2 separate regions of the Mus musculus genome follow, and region 2 is linked to region 1. Evidence: chromatin loops called from intact Hi-C (ENCODE). Cell type or tissue: left cerebral cortex. All regions are shown on one strand.

The links. Hi-C counts contacts between places; a loop is a spot of excess contacts. Peaks named below come from ENCODE experiments on the same cell type or tissue, not always from the same donor. Only the 100,000 strongest peaks of a DNase experiment are listed, where the experiment ranks them.
Region 2: a loop joins it to region 1, with 2.6 times the contacts of the local background. A loop is called at or near these places in 2 of 42 quality-filtered maps.

Annotation. Positions count from the first base shown.
Region 1 is chr2:69,938,101-69,946,100 of GRCm38, reverse strand. Ubr3 (ubiquitin protein ligase E3 component n-recognin 3) reads right to left here. Exons shown (of 39, transcript NM_177783.6): 8 at 7,789-8,000; 9 at 1,622-1,801; 10 at 954-1,087. Among named protein-coding and RNA genes, the nearest start is that of Ubr3, 45 kb to the right of the region's middle. In left cerebral cortex, no CTCF peak of the experiment used is centred here; DNase peaks (open chromatin) are centred at 3,599, 3,914 and 4,273; H3K27ac peaks cover 2,128 bases.
Region 2 is chr2:69,882,394-69,890,393 of GRCm38, reverse strand. Mettl5 (methyltransferase like 5) reads left to right here and starts at 4,779. Exons shown (of 7, transcript NM_029280.4): 1 at 4,779-5,145. The coding sequence starts at 5,037. In left cerebral cortex, CTCF peaks have their summits at 3,461, 4,749 (motif pointing right) and 6,269 (motif pointing right); DNase peaks (open chromatin) are centred at 4,699 and 6,298; H3K4me3 peaks cover 1,583 bases; H3K27ac peaks cover 1,497 bases.

The DNA.
Region 1 (8,000 bases):
TCTTCCTGTTTCTGTGTGTGTCTCTCTATCGGTCCTTTCTCTCTCTGTTCTTTTATCTCTCTTGCTACCCCAGCTTGCTACCCGCCCTCTCTTCCTACTCCCCTCCTCACACACACACATACACACACACACACACACACGCGCACACACACACATACACATACATACACACACACACACACACACACACAATTATTAGAAATTTGAAAATTTTACATGCCTAAAGAATCAACATAAATAATCTGACCTTTGAAATTTGAATTAGACTACACTAAGCTGTAAGGGATCTGCATTTAGAAAATAGGTAATTCATGGGAGAAAACAGACTCAAAAAAACTGCTGAAAGAAAAACATAAAATTTAAAGGATAGATGGAAAGAAACCTCATTATTACTGAGAAGGAAAATCTTCATGAAATCCCTAGTTTAATTGATTTAGAGAAATCTTTCTGATTTTCTAAAGACTTATTAAACTAATGCAAGTTGTGTGAAAATGAGTTTGTGCATACATTCTTAAAATTATAATTTTTAAGTCAATCTTGATAGCACACACCTGTAATGCCAACATTTGAACAGCCTGAAGCAGAAGGATTGAAAATTCAAGACCAGCATGTGAGACAAACAGAGTTCAAGGCCAGTCTGGGCTATATAGCAAAAATGTGTGTAAAATTATAAACTTTTAAGACTGTCTTTATCTTTTGAAAGATACAAACTACGACAACCAAGAAGAGTTAAAATGAAACAATAACACCACAGGCAGATTATTATGAAGTGTCAACAACTGTTCAAAACGGGCAGCTGGGAAAGTCTGATGATTTATTTATTTGAATTTCAGTATAAATTTGAATTCAATTTGAAATCAAATTAAATACTGCACATATGATATTTTCTCAGATTTCTTTCTTAAGTCATTATTTTTAAAATGCAGAAATTAACAAAAACATTTCCGACATACCCTAACTTTACAATGTGATAAAAGCCCCCACATGGGTTGTGCACAGGCTTCCAGCTCAGCAGCAAAGGCAGCATAGTAGGTCTGAGACTCAAATTCCACGTGCTCATTGAGCTCTCGCTTGTTCAAGTTCATACCTTGTAAGAGAGGAAAGTACATGTGGGTTTGTCAGATAGACACGTGTATGTGGCTTAAAATCAAACACTTCCCTATACTCAACATGTTTCAAACAAGTAGCACCAATTATACAGAACACATATAAATAAGCTTACAATTAAATACAAACACAGTTGGCTCATTTTTTTTAAGAACTGTCTTAAGGTAACATTTCTAAGAAACATTTTGTAAATGTCAACAAACAAATTTATTATTTTTATACAAGAAAATAAAAAACAATTGTAATTGTTGCTAGCCCAAATTGTTACAAACAGGTTACAAATATGAGAAAATAGATTTTAAGTTTCTAAATTAATGTTTTAAAATGCATGTTTCTTAATAAATCCTTGCTATGTTGCTGTAAATAACATATTAAAGTTCTTATAAATACTAATTGATTCAAAGGATGAGACACCTGATTTATAACCTTAATGGTACAATACTATTATTTTTACTTGTATTTAATAATTTACTATTAGACACTTTTGAACAAACAAGAAAAATGTAATTCCTACCTTGAAAGAAAGACACAAAGTTCATCCATGTAACTAACAGGCCGTGATCCTCCAGAAACCTCTGAGCCACACTTTGATGAGAAAGAATATTAATAAAATCACTGACAAGGGGCCAGTAGGTGTTATTCTTCAGTAAGGCTTCTCCACAGTTCACCACTACATGTAAACTGTTCTCTTCATCTAAAAAAGTCCAAAAATCACTTCTTTAAAAACAACTTCACTAACAATGTATTATATTATTACACATCTTAGAATCAGAAACACTTGGATCCTAACCCCAACATACCATTTAAAATCTGTATGGCTGCACATACTGTTCAGATGCTAGATCAAACTCTTCATTCTTAAACTAGAGGAGGGAGTGTTTCTCACGGGAATCAGACTAAGTGTTAACAGAAAGCACTGAGCACTGGGACGTACTTAGTAATACCACACGTCCTCCTCATTCTGATCCCGAGCTAGCTGTGTGCTTATAAAACCTTATTTTCTTGGTTCTAATGATTTATTTTTTGTTTCACTCAAAAAAATTATCACTAGGCTAATCTCATACTACCTAATCATTCAAGTCTGCTGATCTCAAGTGGAGCAGATTAATTGCCTTCTTTTAGTCAAAGAATATGTAAATGCATTTTTTTTTTACCGAACACTGTATCTCAGAAATAAACACGCACACACAAAACACTGAAACCTCTTTAACGCCTCTTCTCTCAAAAATCCTCCAAGTTTAAATTATTTTTTGGATTGATGGGAATAGGCTGTATAAAAATTTCTGTCATTAACACCAGTTTTTAGTAAACTAGCCCTTTTAACCTACTCCATCTTAATAACACACTGGAATAAAGAGTATCCATTACCACTGAGAAACACAGAGAATGTTCAAAGCCAGCACTATTTTCTAGTATATACTGAGGTAGAGAGTTACCAAAGTCCATTCTTTTCTGTTATTGCTAGTTGTTCTTTTTATTCTAATTATAAAATTTAAACAGAGTCTATAAACAAGGAAAATATGAATTCATAGTAAGAAGTATTATAAAACTAGATTATGTTTTGAGATGCAATAAAAATAAATGCATGCAGATACACAAGTTTAAAAAAAAAAACTCAAGGCAGAAAAGCAAGATCATTTCAGGGAGACACACTAACTCTACTTTAAAAAGATTGAAAATTAAATTTATAAATGCAGTGTGTATACATTAAGATGAAATCCAATCAAGGTAACCATACTGTAAAATCATCTTGCCCACAAAACTGAAAGAGTGGAAAATGAGCATTGGTGTGACATCAAGCAGGGGAAGGGGCTTGCCCCACAAGCCTGGCAATCCACATAACCTCAGTGCAAGCCTGGAATCCACATATCGGGAGAAGGGAATTAATGCCACTAAGTTGTCCCCTGACCTCAACAGGCACCATGACTAGCTTTTTTTAAGACTAGAAAGTAAAAGTTTATTTCTATTTAAATATGAATACAATTTCTCACTCTAAAAAATGTATTTATTGTTATATGTAAATACACTGTAGCTGTCTTTAGACACAACAGAAGAGGGCATCAAATCTCATTACAATGGTTGTAAGCCTCCTTGTGGTTGCTGGGATTTGAACTCAGGACCCTCAGAAGAGCATTCAGTGCTCTTAACCACTGAGCCATCTCTCCAGTCCCCAATGTATCACATTTAAATGAGTCTTCATCTAATTCAGACTTTTTAGCTAACCATGTACTTGACAAACTCATCAGTAAGGAGGGCCTGGATTAAACTTCTTTATTTCTACACATTAAATTTATGTTTTAGCCCATGAAATTATCATACTCTACTCTTACATTATACCAAATAAGTCAACTTGGCCTGTTTCTCCCTGATTCCCAATGTAAGAATAAGGAAAAACTAAGCGACTCCATTAGGGGAGATGCACCCAAGCTTCTGAAGCAAGGTCTGACTAAAAACCTCTGCCAGTGGGAACTGATGAGCCAATGACACTGCTGAGACACTGTGCTAGGATGCTGGGAGTAACAAAATAAAAAATAAAATTTAGAATTGCTGTCCTACTTAACTGTAACTAGAGAATGAATAAGCAGAAATAATAAAAAAAATCTCTAACACCACTTTAAATAAAACTGTTCTTGTGAAAAAACACCCTGTAATCATTTAAAAAAAAAGCAATTACAATTTCTTTTTTTAATCCAAGTTGGTACTTTCCTCACTAAAGATGTAAAAAGCCATGATCCAGGGTTAAATGAAATGCACCCATCAGAAAGTACATATTGCCAGAAGGCAGTGGCACTCAGGAGGCAGAAGCAGGCAGATCTCAAGGCCAGCCTAGTGTATGGAGTGAATTCCAGGAGAGCCAGGGCTGCACAGAGAAACCTCATTTTTAAAATACAGCAACAAATAAAACAAAACAAAATATAACAAACAAAAATCTTGCTGAATACCTGAAGTCTGAGGTCAGGTATTCAACTCATCTTAGATAATAAAGTGATAAGATAAATTCTTCCTCCCCCACCCCACATACACACCAAGAAGACAGTGAGGTAAGGCTATAAAAAGAGAAGTACATGGAGTCTTAGGAACAAATGCAGCTAATTTAACATTCAAAGGCAGCCTCTCTCCAGAGTAGCATTTTATGCTAAGAGCTATACTAGGAAACATGAGTTAGGATTCACTACACAAACTAGGGAAGGCAGAGAAAATGATGATCTTGCATTATACATCTTGCAGAGAGAGGGCAGATGTATAAATGAGGCCACAAAGCCCTATAAACTCTGATGGTTTAGAGTTTATCTGAAAAGTTGGTAAAGCCACTGGACTGGAATGAACAGTAAAAAGAGAATGTGGTGGCTGGAGAGGTGGCTCACAGCCATCTGTAATAATAAGGTCCAGTGCAGCATAGAGAATGACTAATGGAGGGTAACGATGACCAGATGCTGCGCATGGCCACAGAGAGCGAGTGTCTACACTGTACTAACAGTGAGTGAAGACAAAGATGGAAAAGCAACTGTCTTGAATGTTTGCTAAATCCATAGATGCTAACCAAAAGTCAAGATAACGTGTAGGCTCACAGGCTGGACAACTCTGGTATCAAGACACATGCTAACGTGTTCATGTACATATATATACACTCACACCAGATAATGGAAAAGGACACCAGCTTGGTGGAGTTTTCCTGTTAATACTATGTGTCAGAAACACAGGCAACCAAAGAATATGTTACATATTCTGGTACATACTCAGATTTACAAGATAGAAGATTAATCAGTGCTTTTCAGTATCTGCAGATATTTCTATAGCTATATGATGCACAAACTGTAAAAATTGTAAAATTTCAAAGACATAAAAAAGAGTTACAACACAAATTTAAAACTCTACCAAAAACAACAACAACAACAAAACCCATGTCTATAACAAAGTGAACATATAGACGGGGTTCTGGACCTAGCCAGAAGGCTTTTTTTCCTTTTATTCTTTAGCTGTTATGAATCCTCATTGTATTGTCTCTAATGTTTACTAACAGTAAAGCAATGTTTAAACGTTCTCTAGAGGCTACGGATGTGTCTCATTTTAAAACATGTCTGATATAGACTAGTCTGGATTTGATCTCAAATACTGTAAGAAACTAAATAAATAAGATAGAACAGTGCCTAGTAACAATTCTTACAAAGACTAAGCAAAAGCTATTTGAATTTAAAAAAAATTTAAAAACAGACTTTGTAGTATCTGTAACTACTCACTGGAATTTAGACACATTCTAATACTGTTAACATAAAAATGTACAAATTTTATAGTACTTTTGGGAAAGCAATAAATATGCATTATGAAATGGTATGCTATTATTGAAGATAATGTTAAAAATCATGACAAAGCTTAAAAGTTGCTAATGACAACTTTAGAATTTGGCTGGAAGATAATGTAATTCCTGTAATATACTTAACCTGTACACACAAGTCACACCATTTTCATAAAGAACTGTTTTGATATGATAATTATTTTTTAAAAACTGGGAGACAAACTCACCATCTTTTTCCTGAATACTCCTCTCTAAAGGCCAAATAGAAACTATATATAAGAACAGCTAAATCAGTTAGTTAGTCAAGAAAATAGACTACATGGACTGAGCAGACACTTCAGTGGGCACAAGCACTTGTTTTTGCCAGTAAGGACCTGAGTTCAAATTCCCAGTACCAATATAAAAAAACTGAGTAGGACTGCACATGTCTGTAACTTCAGTGCTAAGAGACAAAGAAAGGTGACTCCCCAGAGCCACCCAGCCTAGCTGATACGTGAGCTTCCGGTTCAGTGAGACCCTGTCTCACTGAAATAAGGTAGAGAGTGATATATATATATTTAACCCATAAAACAAAAGAGTTTTTAATTTTCTTCTAAAAAGCAAACAAGGTGTATTGTTTAATATCAATAGTATATTGTACAATAATAAATTAATGCTTTCTTTGTACTAGCAATAATAAAGGGTCACTTCATGAATTAAGCAGCTGTTGGGGGAAGAGTCTGGGAGAGACTCAGCTGGTAAAGTGCTTGCTACAAAAACCTAAGGGCCTGATAAAGGATCGCCAGCACCCACATGAAAAGCCAGGTGTAGCCATGCAGTCATATCTGTGACCCAAGGCGGAGAACACTGGCTCACTGGAGGTCATTAGCCAATCCACGAGCTCCGTGCTCCAAGTTCAGAGTTGGCCTCTGCACGCCAAGGGTTAAAAGGAGGAGTTATATTTACAGTGAATGCTAAAAGGATAGTAGCCATCATTCTTAGTTAGCTATCCTTACATATAAGGCTTTATGTCTTTTACAAAACATATGTAATTTTCAGGATACAGCTCAACTTCTAAGTACAATGAGAAAACAGGAAATGATTGATATACCCAAAGCAGCAGAAAGACACAAAACAAGGAAGCCAGAGACTGATGTTGGGAATCACCCTAAATCACTCTTCCACCTTAGTCGTTGAGGTAGGCTCTCTTATTCACACCCAGAGCTTGCTGGTGAGGGTAGTCTATCTTGCTACCCAGCTTGCTCTGTGTTATCTTGTCTCCACTTCTGGAACCAGTGGTTCAGACAGGGCCACCATACCCACTGCGTTTCCGCGAGTTCTGAGGATCTTAGCTCTGGCCCTCATGCTTGTGTTGTGTAGCACACACCACCCACTGAGCCATCTCCCCTGTTTTGAGGTTTAGCTCCAGCCTTTCAGTGTGGAACTGTCTGTGTCCTGGCACAGAATTAAAGTTCTAACATAGGAGACATGAAATCCTTCTTTGCACTGCCATTTGTTGGCAATTTAATTCAGTAGGAAATGACTTAACTTTCCAAAGACTTTAGGATCTATCTTTAAAATACAGGTGCTGAAGGTAGTAATCTCAGGGTTTCAGAAGTTTACCTAAGACAACACATTTATAGCATTCAATCACAGTGCCTGATACACAGCAAGTATTCAATGGCATGAATTAAGGGAAAGTAGATGAAGGGAACAAGAATGGAAATGTGTGGAAACGGTAGGTCAAAAAGTGACAACCATATACTGTGCATAAAAGACGATGATAAAAGTTCTTCCTAAGGTATATAGACACGGCAAGGTTTATTCCAATTCAAAGAAATTTTAAGTATAATGATATAAAAATATCAAGGGCAGACAGCAACAAATTTATGATTAAAAAGGAGCATACGCTGGACACGGTGGCACACAACTTTAATCCCAGCACTCAGAAGGCAGAGGCAGATGGCTCTCGAGACTCTGAAGCTTGTATGGGCTACATGGTGAATTTCAGGAAACTCAGAGCTACATAATGAGACCGTCTCAAAAATTAAAACAAAAGGACCAAAACATAGAGCATGTTTAATAATAAAGCATGATTTGCCATGATAATACCTTCAATTATTAAAATACATGCACACTGTGATAACACTTGTTTAAAGAATTCCTATCAGTAAGTAAAATAATAGCACATAAAAGTATAGAAAAAATACAGCAAAGTGTTAGCGGGTATTTGTGAAGGACTAAACTAGGAATGACTTTAACTTTAAACTACAAATCGTCAAATAATTACTTTCCTAATATGTATTACTTTTACACTATTTCAGAAGTTATTTGTAAGGATACAAGTGTGTTTAAAACTTGTTGCACAAAGTCACTAATAGTAAGCAAGTGGCATAATTGGAGCTTACCTTGCAGCTCACTCTTGATGAGGCAGCTCTCCATCATGTACAACAACACAGTGACCATGATGTCCAGGAGCTGACACTCTTCTGTCACCTGTCTGGCTAGCTCCTCATTGCTGAACAACTGAACACTAATATGCACAATTCTGTTGGACATTGTATCTGATTCGTGACTTTTCTTCAGTGTTTTCATAATAAAAGCATAATGCTGAACAAAT
Region 2 (8,000 bases), 56 kb after region 1:
TCAAGACCTATGGAAGAGCAATCAGTGCTCTTAACCTCTGAGCCATCTCTCCAGGTGATAAACTGACATTTCATAAGAAAAAGCCAGGCATTGTGCACATCCCTACAACACCGGCATTATAAGAGACTGAAGCTGGAGAAAAGATAGTTCTAAGTCAACCTGGGCTACAGAGTGAGACAACAGAGGAACAAGAAAGCAGCAAAGAGGTGGAAATATTTTACAATCTACAGTGACTCAGGAGACTCCCAGCTTTCCAGGAAACATTTGTTTGTTTGGGGGTTTTGGTTTTTTTATTCTTTTTGTTTTGTTGTTGTTTGTTTTGTTGTTTTAAGATGAGGTATTACAGAAGTCCTCCCTGATTTTAAATCCCATATGTAGCCAAGTATAGCCCCAAGTTCCTACTGCTCCTGCTCCCACCTCTCTAAAGCTGGGTGCTGGGCTCTCACTGGCTTTAGTTATTGTGTGTCTTTACTTATTTTATTTTGTTTTTTCCAGGCAGGGTTTCTCTATGAAGCCCGCTGTCCTGAAACCATTTCTCCAGTCCCTTATTTGGGTTATCATTTGGTGATCCATTAAGAGAAATATTGAGAAAACTTTAAATTACATATCACTTTTAACTGATGAATGTGAAATGCTTTACTGGTGATATACAAGGACAGGGCATGTTTTAATTATGTTCAGATCATTTCTAACACCAGGTAACAGGTTGAAAGAGGTCTGGCTATCTTGTGCATTGCTCTTTCACACTGTTGTAAACGCTTGGCTGTCCTTCAGCAGGTGTTTTTAATTTATTTTGACACATAACCAGAATTCTGGAAGGATTGCCCATGATGATCTTCCAAGATTCATATTTTTGTACACAAATTGTATAAACCTGACCAAGCCAGCTCAAGTCAGTCAACAGGTTCTCCAGGGCAAGAGCAAAGGTTAAAAAGAAAAATCAATTAGACAACATTGTAGCATGATCCCAGCCAGTTCTAAGGCTGAGGAGGGTTTATTTTCTCCCAGTCTGCTTTTACACCATTTTATTTACATGCAAGTAGTAAGGTCAAGGTTAAGGAACAAGCAAGACAATAAACACAAATAGTCAAGGAACTAGCAAGGCAATAAACAGAGTCCTGAGATTGCTGTTTCTAAGGGCTTCTCAAGATGACCAAGATATCTGAGCCTACTTCCCGGTCTTAGCCCAAAGTCACATTTTTGCCTGAAGCCTACTTCTTTGTTCTAGCCTAAAATCAGATTCCTTCCCGAGCCTACTTCCTTGTCCTGGCCCAAAGTCAAATTCCTACCAAGCAGTCCCAAAAAGCTCTCCACATTAACCTAAGGTGATGGTTCCCAGAAACCAGGGGTGGAAGGAGGGACACTGGATGTGTGACAAAATTCCATAGCCACCATCAGATAGAATACAGTGCTTCTAACTGGGACCTTGTAGACTTCTAGAAGCATGGTATCCATTGTAATTATCTAAAAAGGTAAAAAGGATGCTATTACCGCCACTGTGACTTCAGACCTTCAGGTTCGGGTTTTGGGTTTGTCTGTTTGTTTGTTTTAGTTTTCCGAGACAGAGCTTCTCTGTATAGCCCTGGCTGTCCTGGAACTCACTTTGTAGACCAGACTGGCCTCAAACTCAGAAAACCGCCTGCCTCTGCCTCCCGAATGCTGGGATTAAAGGCGTGCGCCACCACCACCACCGGGGCAGTAACAAATTCTTAAAGTAAGGTCATCAGGTCATCAGACCTTAGCGGAATCCTGTTCTTTCTTTCTTTCTTTCTTTCTTTCTTTCTTTCTTTCTTTCTTTCTTTCTTTCTTCCTTCCTTCCTTCCTTCCTTCCTTCCTTTTCTTTCTTCCTTCCTTCCTCTTTCTTTCTTTCTTTCTTTCTTTCTTTCTTCTTTCTTTCTTTCTTTCTTCCTTCCTTCCTTCCTTCCTTCCTTCCTTTTCTTTCTTCCTTCCTTCCTCTTTCTTTCTTTCTTTCTTTCTTTCTTCTTTCTTTCTTTCTTTCTTTCTTTCTTCCTTCCTTTCTTCTTCTTTCTCTTCTTTCTTTCTTTCTTTCTTTCTTTCTTTCTTCCTTCCTTCCTTCCTTCCTTCCTTCCTTTTCTTTCTTCCTTCCTTCCTCTTTCTTTCTTTCTTTCTTTCTTTCTTTCTTTCTTCTTTCTTTCTTTCTTTCTTCCTTCCTTCCTTCCTTCCTTCCTTCCTTCCTTTTCTTTCTTCCTTCCTTCCTCTTTCTTTCTTTCTTTCTTTCTTTCTTTCTTTCTTCTTTCTTTCTTTCTTTCTTTCTTTCTTCCTTCCTTTCTTCTTCTTTCTCTTCTTTCTTTCTTTCTTTCTTTCTTTCTTTTCTTTTTCTTTCCAAAGTACTTTCAAGAAGTCTATAAAAATCAAGATTATTTTCATAATAATATTTAAACTTGCATTTTTTTAGAAAACTTTTTCAACATTTATTTAAGTTTTAGATATGTTGAAGAGATGCTATTGGTTGCTCCTGAATTTTTCAAATGTTTGATTTTTTAGTTTCTCCAAGTACATGGTGACCTGTTTAGAGGAAGGAATTATATATTTAAAGTAGATGCTGCAATTGTAGAAATGGCTTAGTAGTTAAGAGCACTGGCTGATCTTCAAAAGGACCCAGGTTCAATTCTCAGTATCCACGTGGTAGCTTACAACTCCTGTTCCAGGGAACCTAATGCATTCTTCTGAACTTTGCAGGCACCAGGCATGCAAATGGTACAGAGACATAACACAGGCTAAACACCTATACACATAAAATTCTTTTTTGTTTTTGTTTTTTGGGGAGAGGGGGAGACAGGGGGGAGAGAGGGGGGAGAGAGAGGGGGCAGAGAGAGGGGGCAGAGAGGGAGAGGGGGAGGGAGAGGGAGAGGGAGAGGGAGAGGGAGAGGGAAAGAGGAGAGGGACCTAACTAGTTTCATCCATCCATCCTTTCTTACCAACAGATAACACATCACCAACTAATATTAGCAAGACATTTGGTACAAGAAAAAGAGCTTAATGTACTAGCTCAATGTGCTAAAGATTTTATATATAGTAACTCATTTCATTCTGGTAACTGTGAAATGTACTTTTCATAGAAAATAATCTTAGATACATTCTCAACTTCATCAGCTCTCTACTCCTTTAAAAATAATAAAAAGAGAAATCATCCTATTGAGGGCAATCTTGTATTTAAGTACTGGATCCTGACCCCTCAAGATTGGGGAGCTGTGCCCTGAATGGTGGTAGATACCTTTAATCCCAGCACTGACGCAGAGGCAGGCAGTTCTCTGTGAGTTTGGGGCCATCCTAGCTATGGACTTGTAGCAAAGCCTTGTCTCAATATAAACACGCAAACAAACAAACAAACAAGATTGTAAATGCATCCAATATTTTCTTTGTCTTTAAGAATTTTTAAAATGTGTATCTGTGGTTTGCCTGCATGTATGCTTGTGCACCGCACGCATGCAGTGCCTTCAGAGGCCAGAGGAGGACATCAGATCCCCTACAACTGCAGTTAGAGATGGTTGTTAGCCATCCTTATGGACTGAAGACAGGTCCTCTGGAAGAACAGCGTGATCTTAATGGCCTGGCCAAGACCTTTTCTTTGTTTTAAAAGAACATACTTTTTTCTTATTTTAAATTTTTATTTGATTTATTATTTTCTGTGTGGGGAAGGTTGGAAGATAAACTTCAGGAATCAGTTCTCTCCTTTGTGGGTTTCAGGGTATCTTGTATCTTGCCTGCTTTTTTTTTTTTTTTTTTTTTTTTAAGACAGGGAGATAGGGTCTATGTAGTCTTGACTGGTCTAGAACTCTCTACATGAACTAGACTGGCTTTGGAACTCACAGAGATTCACCTGTCATTGTCTCTTCAGCATATCTTATAAGTGTTAAGTCACCATCACCTCCACTCCTGTGTTTTAAACACTTTCTATTCTCTACATTTTATTATTAGACATGCTCTTGTCTCTTTATATCTTGATGATGGTGATGGTGGCAATGGTATTAGGAATGCAGTTCAGTAGTCGCTTGCCAGGCATGCACAAAGCCCTGGGCTCAAATAAAATACGACTATTAATGGCAATAATAAAGTCATTCGAGCTTACTAGGCATTGGTCACCTTAAGTCTTCTTTTCATAATTATAATTATTTTTAAAATTTGCTGCTATGTGCCTACTTCCATTTTTTCCCCACAATCCACAACTTCTGTTTTCAGAATAACAAGTTTCATAGTGTTTCCTACGTTTGACACCACAACCATATTCTCTGTTCATTGTGTAGCCCTGGCTGGTCTGGAACTCACTTTGTAAACCAGGCCATCCTCAAACTCACAGAGATCCTCCTGAATGAGGAACTAAAATGTACACTACCCATGCCGGCAATATTCTTTCTTTTCAAATCTCTTTTGACGTTTCTTCTTGCTTCACTGACATCCGTAAGTGCTAAGAAACTCGAAGCCTCAGAAAACGAGGACGGGAAGATTAAAGCCGAGCATTCGACTGGAGAAGGACGCAGAGGTGGGTGTAGACCGCTACTTTCTGAGGCGTGGGTGGACACGGGCCTGGTGTCCCATATTGCCTTCAACTCTCTCCCCATCCCTTGCAGGTCTATAGATACTCAAGACAAAGCTGGCGTTCCCGGGCTTGGTGGAGGCTGGTTTGTGATCGCCGATGAAGACCGCTTCTTCCGATGGCGCCCACGCGGACCAAAAAAACCACTCTGGTCCTCGTCGGAACCAGGGAGCCCGGCAGAGGTTGCAGCTCGGCGCCCGGCAGAGGGCGTGCATGCGTGTCGGTACTTCCGGCACTGCGGGGAGGGACCGCGAGGACCAGCTAGAGGCATACGAGTGCTTTCCTGGAGCGTCTGGGTTCCACGGGCGGCGATCCCCGCGAGGCTCGTGGGATCCCCTCGCTGAGTCCTAAATAGTCTGTCCCCGACCCTCCACCCCACCCCCACCCTGCACCGCTGGGGAGTTTCGGGTTAGGTAGACTTCCCTGCAGCTCCCGTGCTGTGAAGCCCCAGGAGCCCAAACTTTAAAATACAGAGAAAACGATGAAGAAGTTAAAGCTTAAGGAACTAGAGAGTCGCCTGCAAGAAGTGGATGGATTCGAAAAGCCCAAGTTACTTCTAGAACAGTATCCCACCAGGCCGCACATTGCAGGTAGGGCGGCTGGTTCATCGTGCCCTCTTGGGGCTTGATCCTGTCCAGTTCATGATGAAAATAAGTAGCGATTTGGATATAAGGAAGTTCTGGAGACATACCATACCTTTAGACAAAGTAGTTTTCTGACACTGCAGCGTAGACACTCCGAACCCAACCACTCATTTTACTGTTTTTTCTGAGTGTCCATTAGCATTATCAGACAGCTTGTTTGTTTGTTTGTTTGTTTGTTTCTCTCAACACACTGTAAATTCTCAGGAGCAAGGAATTTGTTAGTCTTTTCGGTGTCTAGAGAGTCATGTACTAGTTAGGAGCTCATTAAACATTTGCTTAATACAGATAACTTCGTACTGAAGTCAAGGACATGTATTTCCCGTGTTACGTATTTCTGCCCTAGAGACAAATACTAGAAATCGAGTTTCAGGTTGTGGACAGTTGAGGAAGCGTTTCTTCACAAATGACCTCTTGCTTGGTGCCAGAGATTGATACTGAGAATGTAGGAGAGAATAGAGCAGAATCCATTCATATGTAACACCCTTAGCAGAGTAGCAGGGAAGACTTGGTAAAGTTCTTTTGGTTGGGAGTACCTGCAAGAGGGAATCTCTTTCAGTTCCAAAATGGCTGTGTGTAAGCTGCCAATGTAATCTCCATGGGTTTTCATTCTAAAATAGTGTCATATCACCAATCAGATTTGCAATGAACTGTGTTCAGATTAAGACTAGTCTGCTATGTATTTAGCGTGTGTATGTTCGTGTGTCTTGTGTGTATGGAGGGTAGAGGTCAACATAGGGTGTTTTTCTCAGTTGCTCTCCATACGTTTGAGCCAGGGTCTTACTGTATTTAGAGCTTACCCATTCACCTAAACTGGCTGACCAGCAAGCCTCAGAGATCCTTCTGTCCTGTGTTCCTAGCACTGGGTTTATAATCATGAACACCTGACCTTTTACATGGCTGCTGGGTATATGAGCTCAGGTTCTAATGCTTTCTGGGTAAGTACAGTACACACTGAGCCAGCTACTACCACACAAGTCCCTGGTTTTCTCATTGTGACTTTTTACAGCTTCTGGTTGTAAGGTTTGTAATGAAACCTAATTTTCTTTTAAAGATTTATTTATTTATTGTATGTAAGTATGCTGTAGCTGTCTTCAGACACTCCAGAAGAGGGCGCCAGATCTCGTTATGGATGGTTGTGAGCCACCATGTGGTTTCTGGGAATTGAACTCAGGACCTTAAGAGCAGTCAGTGCTCTTAACCACTGAGCCATCTCTCCGGCCCCAAAACCTAATTTTTAAAAGATTAAAAGTAGAGGCCAGGTATGCTGGAACATTCCTTTAATTCCTGCACTTGGGAGGCAGAGGCAGGTAGATCATTGTGAATTCAAGACCAGCCTGGACCATATAGCCAGGCCAACTAGGGTTATATAACCAGACACTGTCTCAAAATAAACAAGCAAACAAATACATACATACATAATCAGTTCTTTCATACCTAGTTTCTAATGTGCACGACATGAGTTTCAAAGTACCTGCAACAGTAATTAACTATCCCAGAGTTGGTTTAAAAATGAGATTTATTAACCGGGTGTGGTGGCGCACACCTTTAATCCCAGCACTCGGGAGGCAGAGGCAGGCGGATTTCTGAGTTCGAGGCCAGCCTCCTGGTCTACAAAGTGAGTTCCAGGACAGCCAGGGCTATACAAAGAAATCCTGTCTTGAAAAACCAAAAAAAAAAAAAAAAAAAAGAGAGAGAGAGATTTATTATTTTATGTGTATGTGTTTTTCCTGCATGTGTATATATGTGTGTACCACATATGTGCTTGGTGCCTGTGGAGTTCAGAAGGGGGTATTGTTTCCCCTGGGTTACAGGTGTTTGTGAACCAACATGTGGATGCTAGGAATCACATCCAGGCCCTCTGCTCCTAACCCAGTGAGCTAACTCTCCAGCCCTATAGGATTTTTGTTTGCTGTTTTTTTTTGTTTTTTTTTTTAAAGATTTATTATCATACTTAAGTACACTGTAACTGTCTTCAGACACACCAAAAGAGGGCATCAGATCTCATTACTGGTGGTTGTGAGCCACCATGTGGTTGCTGGGATTTGAACTCAGGACCTTTGGAAGAGCAGGCAGTGCTCTTACCCGCTAAGCCATCTCAGTGGTTGTTATAAATAAATGTTCTGGATTCTCAGACATTAGTGATGGCTATGAGTCTTTCTTGTTCAGATATGCACAAAGAAAACTTGCTGGTGTTATTCCATGTTTAAGAAAATGTGTATATGAGAGTCTTGTTTTTGAGAACTATGTGATCTCAGCTACTTCTGCTCTAATTATTTGTTCTGTTATCAGGTCTCTGTTGTAGATTATGAATATGTGTATTTATTGATAGTACGTCTAAGTTTGGGTTGGGAGATGGCTCAGCAGTTAGGAGCAGCAGCTGCTATTCCAGAGGACCTGGGGTCAATTCCCAGCACCCACAGTGGTCTGTAACTCCAATCCCTGGAGGTATCTTATACCCTCTTCTGGCCTCTGAGGGCACCAGACACATGGTATACATCCATGCAGGCAAAACATAAAAATAATAATACATATAAAATAAAATTGAAAAAGATTATCTCTAAGTCTATATCATGGATGTAGAAGTCTGTGATACCTGTATGATGATGACAAACATTGCAAATAAATTCTGTGTCCTTTTGTTAGTGTTCTCTGTCCAGTTGTTTATTATTTATTGCACAAGTCTCAGCCTTCAATCAGCGGTCCGAGGAAAACTTGTAGGATTGGTTATTTTACTTCCATTATATGGGTCCTGGAGATTGAACTTGGGTTGTTAGGTTTGGCATTGAGCACTTTTTCTTCTT